Regions from separate parts of the Homo sapiens genome. Here region 2 is linked to region 1. The links are chromatin loops, found by intact Hi-C in ENCODE. Cell type or tissue: heart left ventricle. All regions are shown on one strand. Links, peaks and the distances in the headings refer to the core of each region. The heading gives the core; the rest is flanking DNA.

Region 1 (9,593 bases), core at 1-8,000:
CATCTGAGGGTGGGAGCAGATCGGGGTAAACAATCTTCACACTGGTACTAGCTCTCTCCCTGGCTCTCTAAGTTCCAGAAAAGTTCTTCGGTTGGGAAAAGATCAGTCATTGTATCTTACACACAGCTTTCATTTCACAGATGAAAAAACTAAGGCCCATAGAGGGAAAATGACTGCCTGTGGACATAATGCCAGTGGATGGCAGAATTTGGTCTAGCATCCAGTTTGCTTTACTCCAGTTTAGGACTCTCTTCATTGATAGAACTTATAAAAGTCGTCTTGCCTCCATAGAAGAGACAAGGATGCAGTCATATCCATGCCCCTCAGCAGCCTCTGATTATTAGCTCCTGAAAAACAAACAAACAAACAAACAAACAAACAGGCACTACATCTGAGATGTGCTTTATTCCTTTTCTTGTGCTCAGGCTTCAGAGGTGCAGGGCTAGAATGGACTCTTGGCTTGCAACTGAAGGGGAAGCCTCCAGAAAACCTGCAAAAATCCTAAAGAGCCATTCATATCCCTGGAGACCGGGGTATAGGACAGGACTTTTTTCAGGACCATGGACAGGATCCAGGGCTCAGCTTTACTTGTATTAATACAATTTGTCAGTGGCTTCAGATTGGGTCAACCGTGGAGTTTTCAGCAGCTGACTCAAAAGTGCCTCTGAGGGACCTACCAATCAAGTATCGCTGCCACTTGGTTTTTTGGATACCCAAAGGACCTTTCAGGGTGGAGAGTTAGCTATTCAGACAAGTTGTGGGCACTGGTATTCTTGGCTCTCCCAGAGAAAAAAACCACCAAAAGGGTGAGATGAGTTTGAATTGGTGACAGAGGTTAAAAGAAGCCAGTGTTCAAAAATTTTTAAGCATGCCACTCCACTCTACACACACACAGCACTAGCAGCAGCAGCAGCACTGTGTTCTACTACTCTGCAGAGATGCATAACAGTAAAACACGTGTAGCATGTTTGTCAGAGAAGTGCTGTAGAATGAAGGAGATGCTAAGGTTTTTCAGTAATCCTAGGTCTGGCATGTTCCCCTGGGGTTATTTTCCTTCATTTGTGGTCCAGCTTTGGCCACTCAGAGACTAAGCCCATGCATGGGGAAACCTAGATTCTAGGGAGTACGGGTGAAGGCAGGAGTGATTCCTCTTTCCCTGGGGAACCCATCTGTCCACCTTCACTAGAGTTCCCATCTCAAGAGCCATCTGAGATTCAGGAGATAGTGGTTCTGTCATATCCTCTGCCCCCAAATTCTCTGTGTATCTCTGGGCAAAATCAGGTTCCTCTCTGTGGGCCTCAGTATCCCGTCTGTAAAAATGAGTTAGGTCGTATAATCCATGGCACTTCTTCCTGCTCTGAAAACTCTTAGTGCTCTATTAATCTCAGACCAAAGCCACATATCCCTTCCTAAGGAGCCCCGACCAAGTGAGCAGACAGTCCCAAGGGGGGACCCCAGCCCCTCCACTGACACCCCTCACCTCTCAGGAAGACTGTGCCCTATTCTGGCCTCCAGCCAACTCTCTGTGGTGAGGTTCAGAGAAAACACATGGCAGGCACCCACCACACTGCCAGCCTGGCACTGGCCAGTAAAAAGTGACCCACAGCTCAGAGCCCCAGGAACCTGGCTGCCAGTACAGCATCCCCTCCCCACCAAGAACCCTGGGGAGATCTGGGGCCAGAGAAACCCTCTCACTAAAGCAGCACAAGATGCAGGGCTAGGGAGGGTCCTATTTCTAAACTCTGAGTCTCTCAAACTCATACCCCCTCCCACCATATGTCTCAGAGAGAAAAAAGCTCAGAGAAGCTGCCTCCTGAGTGTCAGGATTTGGGAACTGGAAGAGATATTATAAATTATTTTCCACTCTCCACTTATTGTGAAATTGGAGTCTGAAAATGGAAAGGTTCATATTTTCTTCATGGGGTGAACTTGTAACAGACTAGGGACTAGAACCCAGCCCCTTGACCTCCTGTCCGGGACTCCATCCACTGAACCAGGACAAGGGGCTGGTTGGAGGAAGCTAGAGCCACCGGACTGGGTCCTCTTTTCACAGGAGGCAGGCATAGCATTCCTCCTTATGGCTCAATCCCTCTCCCTCCGCATCTCCACTGCATTACCCCCACAACCTAACCCACCCACCGCTGGCTGTGGCCTTATGGGCCCAGGGTCCTGAATGCCCTCCTTCACTCTTCTTCTTCCCCACCCGCATGCCCCATCCTCGGACCCAAAACTGTAGCAGTGAATTGATGAGTCCAGCGCAAAGCACGCCCCACACACACAGGGCTCACTGCGGAGCACGTCAACCACCACTGTCTCCGTGGCAACCGGGGGTTTAATTAACAGGCTGCAGCCCCATCACCATAGCAACAGCACCCCAACAGCCCCTCATTCCTCTGCAGACTCAGTCCATCTTCCCTCTTTCCCAATCCGGACCCCTTTCTCACTGCACTCACCCCCCGATCCCCACCCCACCTGGAGAACTGAGGCCTAAAGATCGCTCTGGTTCATTGAGAAAAGGGGAGGGGAGAGGAGGGGGATGAGAGAGAAAGAGAGAGCAGCCTGTCACCATGGCAACTGCAGCCCCGTTCATAACCAGTTTGTTGCCATGGAGATTCCTAGGGCTCACCTTGGGCTGAGGTACCGGGCAGTGAGGTTCTGAGTTCTGGCTTGGGGATGAGATGACTGGAGATCTCCTTAGACAGACTGGAAATCTCCAGATCCAACATATATACCAATAACAGCATTATTCTTCCCAATTTACAGATGGAGAGACTGAAACATGAGGTTTGTGTCTAGAGAAGGCAGACAGCTTCATCCTTCCAAATCATCACAAAATCTTAGCATTTTTATGGTTAGAAGGACCCTTAGATAGCTTCCTGTTCAACTCCTTTATACTACAGATGGGTATATTAAGGCCCAGAGAGGGGAAGAAGTGTGCCCAAGGTCACACCACAGAGCCTGAGCTAGAACACAGATGGGCTACATTGTGGTCTTGCTCCATCCTCCCAGCATAAGTTAGCTCCCTCTCCCTCCATGGGGACACATCCCAACTCCTGTTAGTCCTACCAGGCCCAGGGCTCTTTTCAGGGCCCTGACTCCCCCCTGAGAAATGGAGGCATAGTAGAGGATCAGATAAAGGAATAGGGGAGCATCTCAGAGTTGTAACAACTGTCACCAGGTCTACTTCTGTTCATCCAAGTCACCATCAATCTCCCATGACACAGGTGAAGCAAGTGAGGTGTGTGGCCCGCAATCCAGGGTTAGTGGCAGATTTGAGGCTTGGCCTTGCCTTGCTTCTTTAACTCCCTGTAAGTCATGTTCTCACCTATGGCTCATCCTCTGGCAGCAGAAAGCCCCCCAAGTGGCAAACCCCACTCATTTGGCCCAGAGTAAAAGATAATACACACCCACACCATCTCCCCCAACCTTTCCCAGTCTTAGACATGCTGCTATCCCTCCCTTTGGGTGAAGACAAGAGGTGGAAAGAGAATCTATCAGGGGCTAGAGGGCTGACACAAGAACAGCTATGGGAAAGATACCAGCAGATGCTGGGTTCCCCTAAGTAGCCCTTGTCTACTTCCCCATACAGTGATCTGCCAGAGAGGAGGTGCTTGAGACTGCTTCAGGCTTAAAAGGTTAAAAGTCACCCAAATCATTGTCCAGATGGAACTTCCAATACACTCCTGCACACAGGTACCCACCCCTCAGATAGACACAGAAATGTACACATCAGCACACCCTTCAACGTGCTGGCAATATAGTGACACACAGAAGCACTGAGTGAGTCACTGACCACCCCACAGGTCATCAAAACTAATGGGGGATGCTCCTCCCACAAGACACACACACACACACACACACACACACAGCCTCTGCCACAGCACACAGCATTCCAGGCTCATACACACCTGCACACCCAAAGCTTGGGGGCTGTGTTTCACTTCGACCCCAGCGAAGTAGTGTGAGTACCGGCATCTGAGAGTGTGAATGGGAAAACAGCAATCACCTTGGGACATGAGAGAGGGCCGTCTTATTCCTAAGCCAGGGGATGAGGAGCGAGAGAAGAGAAGGCAAGGGTAGAGAAGCAGGATCCCACAGCCACCCTCCTCTCATCTTATGAGCATTACACACCTACTAAGTGCCAGGCTCTGGGTCTGGAACTCAGAACACAAAGATAAAGGAGATGGTCCCTGTCCTTGAGATGTTCCAATGGAGGATACCCATAAGTAAAGAAAACGACTGCCATCCACCGGGACATGTGCACTAAGGGTGCAGTGGGTGGGCCGAAGAGGAAACTGAAAAGGTTTTTGGAAAAGGTTAAATGAGCTATAACTTACAGAACGAATAGGAGTTTTCCTGGCTGATGGAGGTGGGAGAATGAATGTGGACAAGAACACCAGAAGCAAATGAGGAAAGAGAATGACAGACTTAAGGCTTTGGCCTTTATTTTGCAAGTGATGGGGGGCTTCTGTGGAGGAGGGCTAGGGAAGGACTGGAGGCAGGGAGGCCAGTGGAGAGGATGTGGTCGTGGCCATGTGAGGCTTGGAGCAGGGCGATGATGACAGAGGGGGGACCGATGCTGCCAGATTCAGGATAAGTTTCAGAGGTGAATGGCCAAGACGTGGGGATCAGTTGGATTTGCTGGAAAGAAAAAAGGAAGGGTTGAGAATGGCTCCAGAATTTCTTACTTTCAAATCTGGGAGGCTGGTAAGGTCATTCATGAAAATGAGAAAAGAGATTATGAGAAAGATGAAGAGTGGAAGGAGCCCAAGAAATCCAAGTGGCCACAACCAGGAGGCGTTCGGTTCCCGGGACTGGGGCCATTCGGAATTCCAGGCCTCAATTTGGTCATCTGTACAATGAGGAGGTCCGCCAGATAACCCCCTAAGGGTTACTCTAGGGGTTTCGGCGCTTGGGTTTGCTTCGGGGCGAGCTCACCTGCGGCTCGGCAGCGACCCCTGGCGGTCTGGGGAGGCTTCTCCTCCTCCTTCTCCTCCTCCTCCTCTTCCTCCTCCTCTTCCTCCTCCTCCTCTTCCTCCTCCTCCTCCTCCTCCTCCTCCTCCTCCCCTCGCTGGGGCCACTACAAGCCGATTCGCCTTGTTCCTTCCAGACCCGAGGGCCTCAGAGCCAGGGAGAGGACCCCTGATGAGTGCCCCCTGAGGGGAGACTGTGCACGCGCCCAGGATGCTACTTCTCCACCGAAGGCCAGAAGGATCTTTCCCCTCCCCTATACTCTGTGCCCTGCGTGTAACTTCCATTACAAGACCCTGCACAGGGCCCGCGAGGAAGACGCCCCCAACCCCGCCTGAGCTGGCTCCTCCCAACCCTTACGGAGCTCGAGCAGACAAGGAGCTAAGTGGGTCCCCAAGAGTCGGGATCAGCGACCCTACGGCATCCTCCCTGAATCTCGCTGCCCAGGATCCATACTAACTTCCCTGCCTCCCGTCTCCTTCCCGGGATCCCCAGTCGCTGTCCGCTAAGCCTCCAGGGAGCTAGAGGATTGGAGGATCCGCCAGGCACCGAGGACCCGCTGACCTGGCACCTGCCTCGGCAACCCTGACTCAGTTTTCCTCCCGCCCTCGACCCCACCCCCCTCCCAGGCCCCACTCCCATCCTCCTGGCCCAACTCATTCCCTACTAGTCCCGCCCTTTCCTGACCCCAAACCAACCTAGTCCCGCCGCCTCCCCTTTAGGGGCTCCTGACCATCCCCCTTCAACACACAGCCCCCTTTTTCCCTAGTTCCACCTCCTCACTCTGGTCCCGCTCCCTACTCGAGATGTCCCCGCCCCTTTAGTGCCCTACGGCCTACTCTCCACCTTGACCCCGGCCTTTCCATCACCAGACCCGCCCCCTTCGCCTCCGTCCAAACCCCTTCCCTGGCCCCACCCCTTTCCCTCGTGGCCACGCCCACCTCGCGTTTGGCCCCTCCCCCTCCACACTTTGCGTTCCGCGGCCCCGGCCCCTTGGTTTCCTAGTCCTGGCTCCATTCCCCTCTCAGGCCTAGGGCTGGGACCCCTCCCCGCCCCCGGTCTTGGCCCTGCCCCCTTCAACAGACGGTCCGCCCCGGCCCCTCCCCCTCGTCCCGCCCGGCCCTGGCAGGCCCCGCCCCCTGCGGCCTCTACCTTTGACGTCTTCCCCCGGGAGGTGGCGGGGGTCTGCGACCGAATGCCGGCGGGACTCTGGGTCAGGGCTTCTGGCGGGCCCTGCGGGGGGCAGCGAGGTGACCGTGAACCTGCGGCTCATGGCGCGGAAAGGAGCCAGGCGGCCGCGGCAAGGTCCGGGATCGCACAAGTGGCTGCAACCAGGCTCTAGGAGGGAGAAAGAGCGGATCCCCCAACCCCCTCCGCCCGCCCGCCCCCCGCGAGACGCGGCGCCGCGCAGGGTCCTAGTGCCCGCTGTGCGAAGGGTTCCTGAATCTGGCCACTTCGCTGGGAGGCCCTGGGCTCCCCAGTGCCACCCGAAGGGCCTGAGGAGGCCATCTGCAGGTGAGAGTCGTCCCTACAACGGGGGCACCTCTGTTAGGGTCTCCTAAACACCTGGGGCTCATTCATTCATTCATTCATTCATTCGGCACATGTCGATAGCGCTCCTGTGTTTCGGTCAATGGTGCGAGGGATACGTCGGTGGATGAGATCCACTGGCTTCTTGCCCTCAAGTGGCTTAAATTCTAATAAGGAGAAAAAGATTATAAGTGAGCAAATGCATAGATGAGATCATTTGAGATTGGATGTATGTTTAAAACTAGGGCCATGGGATAATGGGTAAGAGGGAGGACTACTTTAGGGGTGGCCTGAGAAGGCCTCCTAGAAGATGTGGTATTTGAGCTGAGACCTCACTGATGAGAAGGGCCAGCTATGCAAAGATCTAGGGGGAAGAGTTCTCTAGAAGAAGAAACAGCAAATGCAGAGCCTTGGAGTGAGAAGGAGTCCCGACTGTCCAAGAAACAGCAAGGCCATTGTGTCTGGAAGAGAGTGAGTGGAGAAGAGAGTGACTGGAGATGAGGGAGGAGAGAAGGGCAGATCATGTGGTCTTCTGAAGGCTTTGGGGAGGATCCTGGATTTTTTGAGCAGGGGAATGATGTGATCCAATTTATAATTTAACAGGATCATTCTGGCTGCTGGGCGAAGGTTCAACTAAAGAATGGCAAGAGTAGAAGCTGGAAATCTAATTAGGAGGCTCCTGCAGACCCCAAGCTGGGGGGTGATGACAGCCAGACTAGAGTGGTGGCAGTTGTCTGATTCCAGTTAGGTTTTGAAAGTGAAACCATCAGGACCCACTGATGGATCGGATGTGACACGTGACCATAAGAGTGAAGTCAAGGAGAAATCCTGGCAATTCACACACTGCTGGTGGGAGTGTAGTTAGGCAAAAACTACTTTGGGAAACTATTTGGAAACATCTACTGAAGGTGAACGTACACATATCCTTCAACCCAGCAGTTTTTCTCCTAGGTATATACCCGAAAGAAATGACTACTTGTGATCACCAAAAGACATTTACCATGAATGTTCATAGGGGCATTGTTCATAATAGCCCCAAATTGGAATCTACCAAATGCTTGTCAACAGTAAAATAGAGAAATAAGTCGTAGTACCTTCACACAATGGAATACCATCTACAATTCTCAGAACAATATGGATGAATCTCACAAATAGAACCTTGATAAAAAAGAGTCCAGACACAAAAGAATACATACCCTATAACACTATTTAAATACAGTAAAAAATAGTCAAAGTCTATCTAAGCTGTTAGAAGTAATGATAGTGGCACTGGGCGCGGTGGCTCACACCTGTAATCCCAGCACTTTGGGAGGCCAAGGCTGGTGGATCATGAGGTCACGAGTTCAAGACCAGCCTGGCCAAGATGGTGAAACCCCATCTCTACTAAAAATACAAAAATTAACCATGTGTAGTGGTGGGTGCCTGTAATCCTAGGTATTTGGGAGACTGAGGCAGAGAATTGCTTGAACCTGGGAGGCGGAGGTTGCAGTGAGCAGAGATCATGCGACTGCACTCCAGCCTGGGTGACAGAAAAAAAAAAAAGTAATGATAGTGGTACCCCTTGGGGAGAAGAGGTAGTGATTGCAAGCAGGCTTCTAGGGTGCTGATAATGTTTTGTTTCTTTCTTTTTTTTTTTTTTTTTTTTTGTCTCTTGAGACAGAATCTCACTCTGTCGCCCAGGCCAGAGTACAGTGTCATGATCTTGGCTCACTGCAACCTCCACCTCCCAGTTCAAGAAATTCTCCTACCTCAGCCTCCCAAGTAGCTGGGATTACAAGGTACCCACGACCGTGCCCAGCTAATTTTTGTATTTTTAGTGGAGAGAGTTATTCACCATGTTGGCCAGGCTGGTTTTGAACTCCTGATCTCAGATGATCCACCTGCCTTGGCCTTCCAAAGTGCTGGGATTATAGGCATGAGCCACCATGCCCAGCCTCTTGTTTCTTGACCTGGTGCTGGTTACACACTTGTGTTCCATTTGTGAAAATGTCTTCAAATGTACACTTATGATAGATACATTTGTATATTTATTATATTATGGCAATGGTTCTCAACTGGGAGCAATGTTGACCACCAGGGAATGTTTGGCAATATTCAGAGACATTTTTGGTTATCACAACTGGAGCAGGGGCTAGTACCAGCATCTAGGGGCTAAAGGCCTCTTGGGCCCTCTAGGTTTGTACCAGGGCTGCCTGGCCATGAGTCACAGTTCAACATTACCCTGCTGCACCCCATCCCCACACTGGGGCCTTCCTTAGCAGAGAGGGCTGACCCTGAATGGGCCTGGCATCTGGCCGTGGATCCTGTCACCTCCTAGAGGAAGACACCAAACATGCTAGAAGGTACAGTGTAGATGTACAGTGTAAGACAATCCCCCACAACAAAGTATCCAGCCCAAAATGTCAATAGTGTAGAGGCTGAGAAACCCAGTACTAGAAAAGAAGTTTAAATAACTGATTCCTAGATTTTAGGACTGATTAGGTGTTCAGTTTGATTGAGGGTGGATGATGCTGTCTCTTATTAAAGTGGTAACAACAGAGGAGCACGTTTGGAAGGTGAAACCCAGGAGTCAGTTTGGACCCGTTAGGTTGAGAGGTCTGTTTGCCAGCTAAGGAGCCATGTAGAGTAGGCAGTTGAACATGAGTCTGGAGCTCGGGGCAGGGGAGAGGAGGTTATGGTAGGAAACATAAATTTCACGGTCTTTAGCAGAGAGATGCTATTTAAGGCTGTGGGCTACCAGACATCACAGGGAATGAGTATACACAGAGCAGAGGATTCCCACGATTGAGCACAAGGGTGCCTCTGTCACCAGAAGAGGAAAATCCACCCAGTGAGGTAGGAGGAGACCCAGAAGTAAGGTTCCAGAGGCCGAGAGTTTCAGGAAGAAGGGCAGGATCCACTGTGTCAATGTGGGGAGAGTTGGTGTGGGATGAGCAGAGAGGAGCTCCTGTCACATCTGGCTACAAGAAGGTCATAAATGGCTTTGAAGAGGGTGACTTTGGTGGTGTAGTGGGGTGGGAGCCAGGCTGGAAATGGCTGAGGAGAGAATGGGAATTGAGGAAGTGGAGACAGTGAGTAGAGACCATGCTTTT
Region 2 (9,037 bases), core at 1-8,000, 340 kb before region 1:
AGATAAGGTCAACTAGGAATGAGTCATTTACCTGGGACTGGGAAAATTCTCCCCTTTTCAGTTTCTCTGTGGTCAGCTACCCAAGAGAACTTGACAGATCCTTCCTCCTAGGGGCTCCTGGTCACATGTTGTAATGGATCCAGTGTGGACTTTGAAGCCAGATGGAACTGGTCCTTCTGACAAGGGCCCTGTAGTTCCATCTGCAGCACTGGAAGATACTAGATATTAAATGAGTGATTGCATTTGAGACCCTATGTGCCTGGTGAGCTCTGAGAGCCATCACTGGGAACTAGAGGTGGGACTTCTGGCAGAGGAGACACTTGGGCAGGGCCTGAGCTGCCGCTAGTGGAATTTGGTTGAGAGGAAATGAAGAACAAGCAAGTGGGGAACCAGGTGAGCAACGGTGTGGAAAAAGGAAAATGGCAGCAGAGGAAGCAGGAAGAGTCAGGGAGCGGTGGGATCAGAAGGCTTCCTGGTCACCCCCTCTTAGCATGAGACCCACCAGTTCCATTTCTTTAGTATTTACTCTTTAATATGTATTGACTGGATTATTTTTAATTTTGTTTTCGGGGGGGCGGGGCACAAAATTGAGATCCCACAGTGACTTCTGTTTGTGTCTTGCTTCTTTTCACCTAATACATATTTCCCTTCTCTCGCTTCTGATTTTGGGTAACTTCAGGTAGATGATGCCCCAGTACTCAGATCTCATTTTGCTGTATTCGTTTATTGCATTTTTAGGTTCTCCTTCATATTATTGTAAGGAGTTGTAATATAAAACCCCTTATAAAAACCAGATCTCTTGAGAAAGTGAAGGATCACCTCCTAATTTATCTTTGCTATCATTCCAAATCAGTTTTGCCTATACTGATTAGTTCCAAAAGGAACTGTTGTGAGCCCCATCAGAAAAGAGACCTTGGCAGGATCTCCTGCTGACCAGGGGTCACGATGTGACATTTTGCAACTTGCTCCCCACAGTACTGCATCTGGATTGATGGCCTCAGTGCCCTTCTGGGGAAGGACATGTCCAGTGAGCTGACCAAGAGTGACCTGGACACCCTGCTGAGCATGGAGATGAAGCTGCGGCTCCTGGACCTGGAGAACATCCAGATTCCCGAAGCCCCACCCCCCATCCCCAAGGAGCCCAGCAGCTATGACTTTGTCTATCACTATGGCTGAGCCTGGAGCCAGAAACGACGGTACCCAGGAGAAGGGATTTTGGGCCCAGGAGAAACACTTACATTCTGGTGCCTTGTCTTTTGCTTGTACAGAATCTGTAGTGATTTTGGTGGCCAGTAAATGCCAGCCATTTCTCAAACCCACCTCGGACCACCCAGAGTTTCCTCTTGGTCCCTGTCTACTAAGAGTCATGAAGGCAGGGTGCTCTGCCCACTCCATCACCATGAAGCCTGGGATTGGGCCACGAGGAACAAACAGCAGATGCCCTTGCCTTCCAGTCCAAGAAACTGCTTCTTGAAATGGATTTAACAACAGCCACTCACCTTTTCCTCCTGAGCCTGCTCTCTGATCAGCTGGATCCCCACGTGAGCAACAGCTGGCCCAGGAAAGGCTGCCTGCAGAGGACAGGTGTGTTGGGCGTGTTGAGAGCCTTGAAGTGACTACCTGTATCTTAGATCTGAGTACAAGCCTGAGGCTTTTGCTTTTGTCTTTTTTGATGAGGGCTCACTCCAGCTTCATATGGTGCCAAGACGTTGCTGCTTCTGAGGTTGGCTCTAACATCTCTGGTCTTTAGAGCCACCAGATCTCTCTGGCCCATACAGATATCAGAGCAGACGGAAATTTCTCCCTGCAAGCGCTCAGTCTCATCCCAGCAAGTCAAAGACCTCCTGGCCAAGTCCTGCCCTCTTAAGTCTCCAGGAACGCTGCAGGGAAAACCCAGCTGAGGCCTGGGCCTAGACTGTGGTGAGGTCACTAGATTCTACTGCTCTTCCCCCACATTAATACCTTTTCCTTCCTCAGAGAGAAATCTCCCCTAACCTGAATTGCAGCCCCCTCCAGTTTGCTTTCCTTTGGCCTTCCAGACCCCAGGAAGTTGGCCTTCCCTTCCTAGTGCTATGGTTTCTGCCATTGGCCATGATTTCAGGGAGCTGGCTGAGGCCGGCTGAGGCCACACCTGTGCCAGTGGGGCTTCCCTGGTGCTGCAGCACTTGTAAACCACACACACAGCCTCTCTCCCTGGACATACGTTAGCACATTGGCATTCAGTATTGGTGGCCTGGCATGGTAGGTACTACCCAATGAAGAGTGTACTATATATTTTCATTACTATAGGCCATACTTATACAGACGTGTATATATATTTATATAAGATCTACCTATCTTAGGATGGAACCTTGGGGAAAAATAAAATTGAGGGGAAGTAAAAAGTATGTAACACTTCCAGTTGTGAGCCAAGATTGTAACCAGAGAGCAGCCAGGAGCTTCCTGTCAGTAACCATGTTTTCAATAAATACTCTTTCATGTACAAACTGTGGTTCCTGTTAACAGCTGTTTGTCTGTACTTGCCCCCTGCCCAATGGTGAAGATTTCACCTTGACAAGACTTGATCTCCATGTATCTGGGAGACTCTGGAGAGCTCCAGCTGGAGCCCTTAGTCACCTTCCAAGAGTCCCTTCCTCCTCATCATTCGCTCCTCCCACACATACACACACACAGACACACACCTGCTGGTTAAGAGTGTTCACAGATTGCTGCACTGGGACGAAGCGTTTTCTGCTCAACCCTGCTGGGTACAGCAAGGTAAGGCATACTGTACACCCCCATGAACACATCCTCCCTCTTCTCCCTGCCAGGGACACAGCCAGGGAACAGCTCGAGTACTTGTGCCTTACAAAGAAGACACGCTCTTTACCCTGTGTGTTGCCTGTGCATAGTGCCCAGCCTTCCAGCTGGTGTTTTAGGCTGTTGCTCCAAACCTTGGCCTTGGTAGCTGGGAGACTTAAATGAGGGTGGTGATGAAAATAGATCTCTTGCCTCTGAGAGAGAAGGGTGTGAGGACAGGCTCTTTCAAAAGGCATAGAAAGTGCATGCAATACAAGCCTGAGGACTGAATAAAGCCAAGACCTTGGGCAGTGATGGGTACCATTGTAGGTGCTTGGTAAGCACTGAATGAACTAATGCCTGCATGATGCCAGCTGGCGGCGGTGACAGCCGCAGTTTGCATAAAACACTGCTTACACTCTGGCCTTGAGCCTTCTGTTCAGAGGGGCCAGGGATCCCAGCTGAGTCACTTGTAAGGATCCATGTTTGCAGCTGGTCTTACTGCCAGAGAGCCCAGGAGGAGGCTAGAGGAGGGCGAAAGGCACAAAACTGGGTCTGAATGTGCAACCCTAGCTTGCCCTGGCCTAATGTTCTTGACTGCAAATGCTGCCCTTTTAATCCATCCCGCAAGATGAAGAAAATCTGAACTCCCTAGGCTGGCATTTTGGGGCCACTGCAACCTGCCTCTTGGCTACTTTAACCACCACAGTTACAAACAACCTGTGAGCCCCAGGCACGGCTGGAGCTTTCTCACCCTCCTTTAGGATTCTCCCATTTCCTCTATCTGGGATGCTCTCTCCCTACTCAACCTATTGAAGTTGAGATAATTCTTAGAAAGTTTCATACAGAAAATATTTCACAAATGTTTCGTATTACTTCTGGATCGCCCAAGTTTTAAGTTGTAATGGCCCCAGCTGGCCTGAGCTCCCAGAAGAAAAAGCCCATGAGATACTTATCTTCGTGGTTCATTCCATGGTTGCCCAGCATTAGACTGGACATAAGAAAAACAATTTGTTCAGTAAAAGTAAACAAGTTACCATTTTTTGGATGCTCACTGTATGCAGAACACTAGCAGGCACCGGGGTTCCAAAGCAAGCCCCTGATTGAGCGCGGGAGAGACGCAGACAATTACACGGCTGTGCTCTGAGCCTGAGGGACTTCGCGGAGGACAAAACTACGCTGTACCTCAGAAAGACCAGACCACCTCAGAACCCGACCACAACAGACGCCCCGCCCCCGTGCTGCCCCGCCCCGCCTTTTCGCCCCGGCTCCGCCCAGCCCCTGGGTAGCTTCCGGCGGAAGTTACCGCCCGTGCCGCGGTTCGGCGGCGGCATCCGGCCTCGCACTTCCGGTGGGGAGATTCCGGCCTGGAGCTCCCAGGGCCGAGGTGAGTGGGTGTGCGGCCGGCCTCCCGGCGCACTCCCAGAGGCTGGGGGGCCGGGGCTGGAGAAGGGAAGCGGGCTCCCCACCCGGGATCTGCGCGGGTTGACATGGGGCACGCCACGCCCCTGCCCCTCCCCGGGCCTCAGTTTCGCCGTCTGTGGAGGGGGCAGGGGTCTCCAAGCGCCCTCCTGCAAGGCACCTGCCGGACGCCGGCTCATCTGGTATTTCCTGAGCACCTGCGACGTCCTGGGTGCGGGACCCGGGCCGGAATCGGACACGGCCCTGCCCTCTGAGGGGCTGCTTCCCGCGGTGGGATTGGGGCGGGCAGTAAACACGTGAGCAAACAAGGAAACGTCAGAGGTGGGAGTGCCACGAGGATTGGGAGGGGTGGGGCATTGGAGAAAGTATTCAGCCAAGCGGAGGTCTGCGGAAGGGAGCTGAAGGCAGGAAGAGCAGCAAGTAAAGAAAAACACAGGTTTGATGTGTTTGACACGTGGCAGGGGGCCGCTGTGGCGGGTGCTGGGACCAGTGGCAGAAGAATGAGGTTACAGAGGCCTTCCTTGTGGACCAGGCTGAGGAGCTGGGCTTAGCCTTAGGGCATGATCTGTTTCGTGTGCCATCTCTCTGGCTGCTTTATAGATTCCAGGCCTTAGGGGCGAAAGAGGAAACAGGGAGACCAGTTAGACCAGTGGCAGTCAGCAGGTGAAAGATAATTGTGGCTTAGACTGTGGTAGTGGGAATGGAGAGGAAGAGAAGTAGAGGGGTCAAGAAGTGTATTGAAAGTGGAACTGACAGGGCAGGATTTGAGAAATGACAGAAATAAGTGGTCAAAGATGACTTCATCATAGATTTTTGGTTTTGGCTTAAGTAACCAAGTGTATTATGCTGGCATTTACTAAATGACTTTGGGATAGATTGGGAGCGTGAGAAATAATTACGAAATCTTCTTAGGGCATCTTAAGTTTTAGATATTTGGAGTGCAGCTACCAAATAGGCAGTTAGATATATGAGTCTGATACAGAAAAGGTCAGGGCTGATGTAAAGAATTTAGAAATCATTGGCAAGTGGATTGGGTAGGATGAGATTATGTAGGGTAAGATTTAAGAGAGAAGAGAAGCCAGGTTCCAAGCTTTAGGCACCCAATTTTTATAGATTGAGTTGACAAGAAGGTGCCAGCAAAAAAGACCAATAAGGAGTCCAGAAAAGCAGAAGAAAAACCAGGAGAATGTGGTATCGTGGCACCCAAGAGAAGGTTTTTTCTAGGAGGAGGAAGTGATCCATTGTGTAAGGTAAGAATAGAGACTAAGCCGGCCCGGCACGGTGGCTCACGCCTGTAATCCCAGAACTTTGGGAGGCCAAGGCGGGCAGATCACCTGAGGCCGGGAGTTCGAGACCAGCCTGACCAACATGGAGAAACCCTGTCTCCACTAAAAATACAAAATTAGCCGGGCATGGTGGCACATGCCTGTATTCCCAGCTCCTCGGGAGCCTGAGGCGGGAGAATCACTTGAACCCGTGAGGCGGAGTTTGCGGTGAGCCGAGATCACGCCATTGCACTCCAGCCTTGAAACTCCATCTCAAAACAACAACAACAACAAAAAGAATAGAGACTAAGCCTTCGAAGGGGCAGCAGGGAGGAGGGTGTGGTGACTCATTGGAGCAGTGGAGATGGGCTGAAGTGAGAGCAGGGGGTGAAGGAGTTGGACTGGCAGTGCGGGGTCCTCTGGGGAAGTTTCACTGTTAAGGGGACCAGGAGGGGAGTAAGCCTCTACCATGAGCCAGCATTTAATGCTGTACCTGATGCCACTTTACAGTTGGAGAAACTGAGTCCAGAGGTCAAGTAACTTAGGGTCACACAGTAGTGAGTAGGGACACCAGGATTTGATTCTCAGTGTCTAACTCCAAAGCCCACACTCTTAAGCACTAAACCATGCTGCCCAAGTTACAGTTAGGAAGATGGAGGGAAGCAGGTGTGCCAGTGATGCACCAGCCAGCCTTACCTTGATGTGACTGCTGCCCCCAGCTAAGCTGCTCTCTGTGGAAAGTGGGGCAGAATATGGACTTTCCTTCCTGAGCAAATGAGATTTCAAAAAGAGTTGTTTACTCCTTTAAATCTTGTTTCCCTTATAAAATAAGGGTGGGGACCTTTTCAGTTTCACGTCTGTGTCTCCAGTGGTGGGCCTACAGGAGTGCTTGATAAATGCTCATTAAGTGCCTAGATGATCTCCAGGGACCCTTCTAGCTGAGATTTGGCTTTGTGTTTGGGCATAGGTGACCTTCTGAATCCCAATAAGAAAATAAGTTAAATTTGAGACAGTGCTTCTTGTAGGCGGGGTAGCCATAGGGACTTATTGGAGGCAGGGGAACTGGGCCAGGTCTGTGAAGGAAGGTCAGCATTTGAACAGTGGAGGGAGGGTGTTGCGGTGTTGCAGTGCTGCAGCAGGAAATGCAGCAAAAGCAGGAGCTGCAAGAAGTTGGTTAACAGAAGAGTGAACAGACTTCCCTGGCTTGGAAGCCACAGGAGGAGCCATGAGGGAAGAGTGCTCAGAAGAAAGCTCTGTTAGTGCCAGCATGTCCTGTGAGTGCCTGTCACAGGACAGGGTCAGCAGTGGTTCTCAACAGGGAGCAGGTTTGATCCTCAGGTGACATATGGCAGTGTCTAGAGACATTTCTTGGGTATCACAACTTGGGATGGGGGGAAGGATGTGACAGGTGTCTGGTGGGTATGGGCCAGGGATGTTGCTAAACATCCTGCCATGTAGAGGATGGGTCTTCTCACAAAGAATTATCTGTCCCCAAACAGCAGTAACGCCCAGGTTGAGAAACCCTGGCGTAGAGGAAACAGTGTGGGTTTTGAGATCTGTAGACGTATGTTTGAGGCCCATGCGCCCTCTTTGTTGGAGGAGCCTGATGGTGGTGGTTGCAGGAGAAGTAGAGAGAACCGTGTAGGAGACTCCTGCAGTCATTTGGGGAGAGGATGGTGGCTGAGATGGTAGTGGTGGAGTTCAGGACATGTGCTCATATTTGGGATATTTCTGAAGATAGAGCTGACGGTATTTATTGATTGAATGTGGGCTAAGGGGAAGAGAGGAATCAGATGAGCCTAAGGCTTTTGGCCTGAGCAACTAGGAGAGTAGTGGAGCCATTTGCTGGGATGGGAAGTAGGAAGAGGAGCAGGCTTGGATGAAATGGGGGTGTGGAAAACACGAGTCAGTTTCAGACACTCTAGATGTGAGTGAGATGCCTGATATTAGATATCTAAGGGAAGAAGAGGTTAGGTAGGCATTGGATATTCTTCTGGAGTTCACATGAATCAGAGCCGGGGCATATATTGGGAAGACATCAGCTTACAGAAGGCATTTGAAGGAATGAGAATGCATTAGGTCAGGTAGGAGTCTCAACTCATTGGATCTGACACCTCTTTTTTATTACAAATATTTTGTAACAGTCCCTTTTATTACCCTAAAATGAAACATATGATTAATAAAAACTGCCTACACATAATTTTTTAAAAATCAACAAATGCAGCCGGGCGCGGTGGCTCACGCCTGTAATCCCAGCACTTTGGGAGGCAAGGCGGGCGGATCACCTGAGGTTGGGAGTTCAAGACCAGCCTGACCAACATGGAGAAACCCCATCTCTACTAAAAATATAAAAAATTAGCCGGGTGTGGTGGTGCATGCCTGTAATCAGTCCCAGCTACTAGGGAGCCTGAGGCAGGAGAATCGCTTGAACCTGGGAGGCGGAGCTTGTGGTGAGCCGAGATTATACCATTGCACTCCAGCCTGGGCAACAGGAGCGAAACTTCGTCTCAAAAAAAAAATAAAATAAAATATAAATAACCATGCCCTATAACATAAAAGGAAAGTAATTGATAGTAAAACAAAATATGTTTCAATATGTAAGTTTCTGGGCACAATAGTGCTGGAAGTTGCAGTGAAGCTGTCCCTTCTGTGTGGACCCTCTAGGAGTGTGATGGCCACAGACACAGACTGACACAGCCGTGTTGTGTCGCACCTCGAAAACCACTAGTGCCATTGCTGTAGATGATGTGGTTTTTCCAGAATGGACACTTTTGGTGCCATTTTGAGACCAATTTTGACCATTTTCAGTCTCCCTTCATTGTACATAGGCGTCTTATTCTTGGAAGTGTTAGTTCACAGCAGAACCATGGAAACACTGCACTGTGTTTACATGTAAACAGAGTTACATTCTAGGTTCAGATAATTATAAGCTAATCTTTCACCTATATGGATGTCAAAGTCGTGCGGGATGCAGAGCAGTAATTGGCTATGTGGACTGCCCCTTCTTTATCCCTGCTTACTGAACGCCAGGAGCATATCCCCAAAATACCGCCACAGGTTTCCAAAGCTCCTCTGAAGACAACTGTAGCCCCAGAGATTCATTTGGACACAGCCAGCTCCCTGTTTGCCCCGGGGAGGGGAAATAGTAACAAGAGTTCCAGAGTGCAGAATGGAATGTAACTGCTCCCTTCAGAAATGTTGGGGTGGGAGATGGAGAATGTGTCTGATCGTGAAGCCTAGGAAGGCTTCGAGAAGAAGGTGGCGTTTCAATAGGATGGGAATGTCTCAAAGGAGGATCTGTGGTTGAGGGGGGCACCCAGATGAAGCAGCAGGTATCATCACATAACACTGGACCTGAGGCTCCTCCAGGCACAGACAGGTCTACCCGGCATGCTCCGGGCACTCATCAGGGTTGGCTGGATTGACAGGGAGGCTGGGAGTGGTTTCATTTGGCAATACCGTAAGGCAGGCTCTGCTTCCAGGGAGTAGTGGTTACAGCCTGGTCTTACAGTGTTCCAGCCGTTAGAGTGTTGGTTTCCTTCTCCATTTTTAACCCCTAAAGACCAGACCAG

The links. A loop is a pair of places that touch in the nucleus more often than their neighbours do. Peaks named below come from ENCODE experiments on the same cell type or tissue, not always from the same donor. Only the 100,000 strongest peaks of a DNase experiment are listed, where the experiment ranks them.
Region 2: a loop joins it to region 1, with 2.3 times the contacts of the local background. A loop is called at or near these places in 9 of 110 quality-filtered maps.

What each region holds. Positions count from the first base shown.
Region 1 is chr20:46,018,417-46,028,009 of GRCh38, reverse strand. SLC12A5-AS1 (SLC12A5 and MMP9 antisense RNA 1) reads left to right here and starts at 5,937. Exons shown (of 3, transcript NR_147699.1): 1 at 5,937-6,486; 2 at 8,162-8,279. It also overlaps a transcript of SLC12A5 not described here. RefSeq lists silencers at 5,887-6,246, 6,267-6,426. In heart left ventricle, for the core only: a CTCF peak has its summit at 4,951 (motif pointing left); DNase peaks (open chromatin) are centred at 4,959 and 5,947; H3K4me3 peaks cover 631 bases; H3K27me3 peaks cover 7,746 bases.
Region 2 is chr20:46,359,499-46,368,535 of GRCh38, reverse strand. It overlaps SLC35H1 (solute carrier family 35 member H1), which reads left to right and starts at 4,111. Exons shown (of 10, transcript NM_015945.12): 1 at 4,111-4,165. ELMO2 (engulfment and cell motility 2) reads left to right here. Exons shown (of 22, transcript NM_133171.5): 22 at 976-2,486. The coding sequence ends at 1,176. LOC124904917 (a long non-coding RNA gene) reads right to left here and starts at 3,997. Exons shown (of 3, transcript XR_007067614.1): 1 at 3,816-3,997. RefSeq lists a silencer at 3,971-4,390. In heart left ventricle, for the core only: no CTCF peak of the experiment used is centred there; DNase peaks (open chromatin) are centred at 4,095 and 4,465; H3K4me3 peaks cover 1,793 bases; H3K27ac peaks cover 1,485 bases.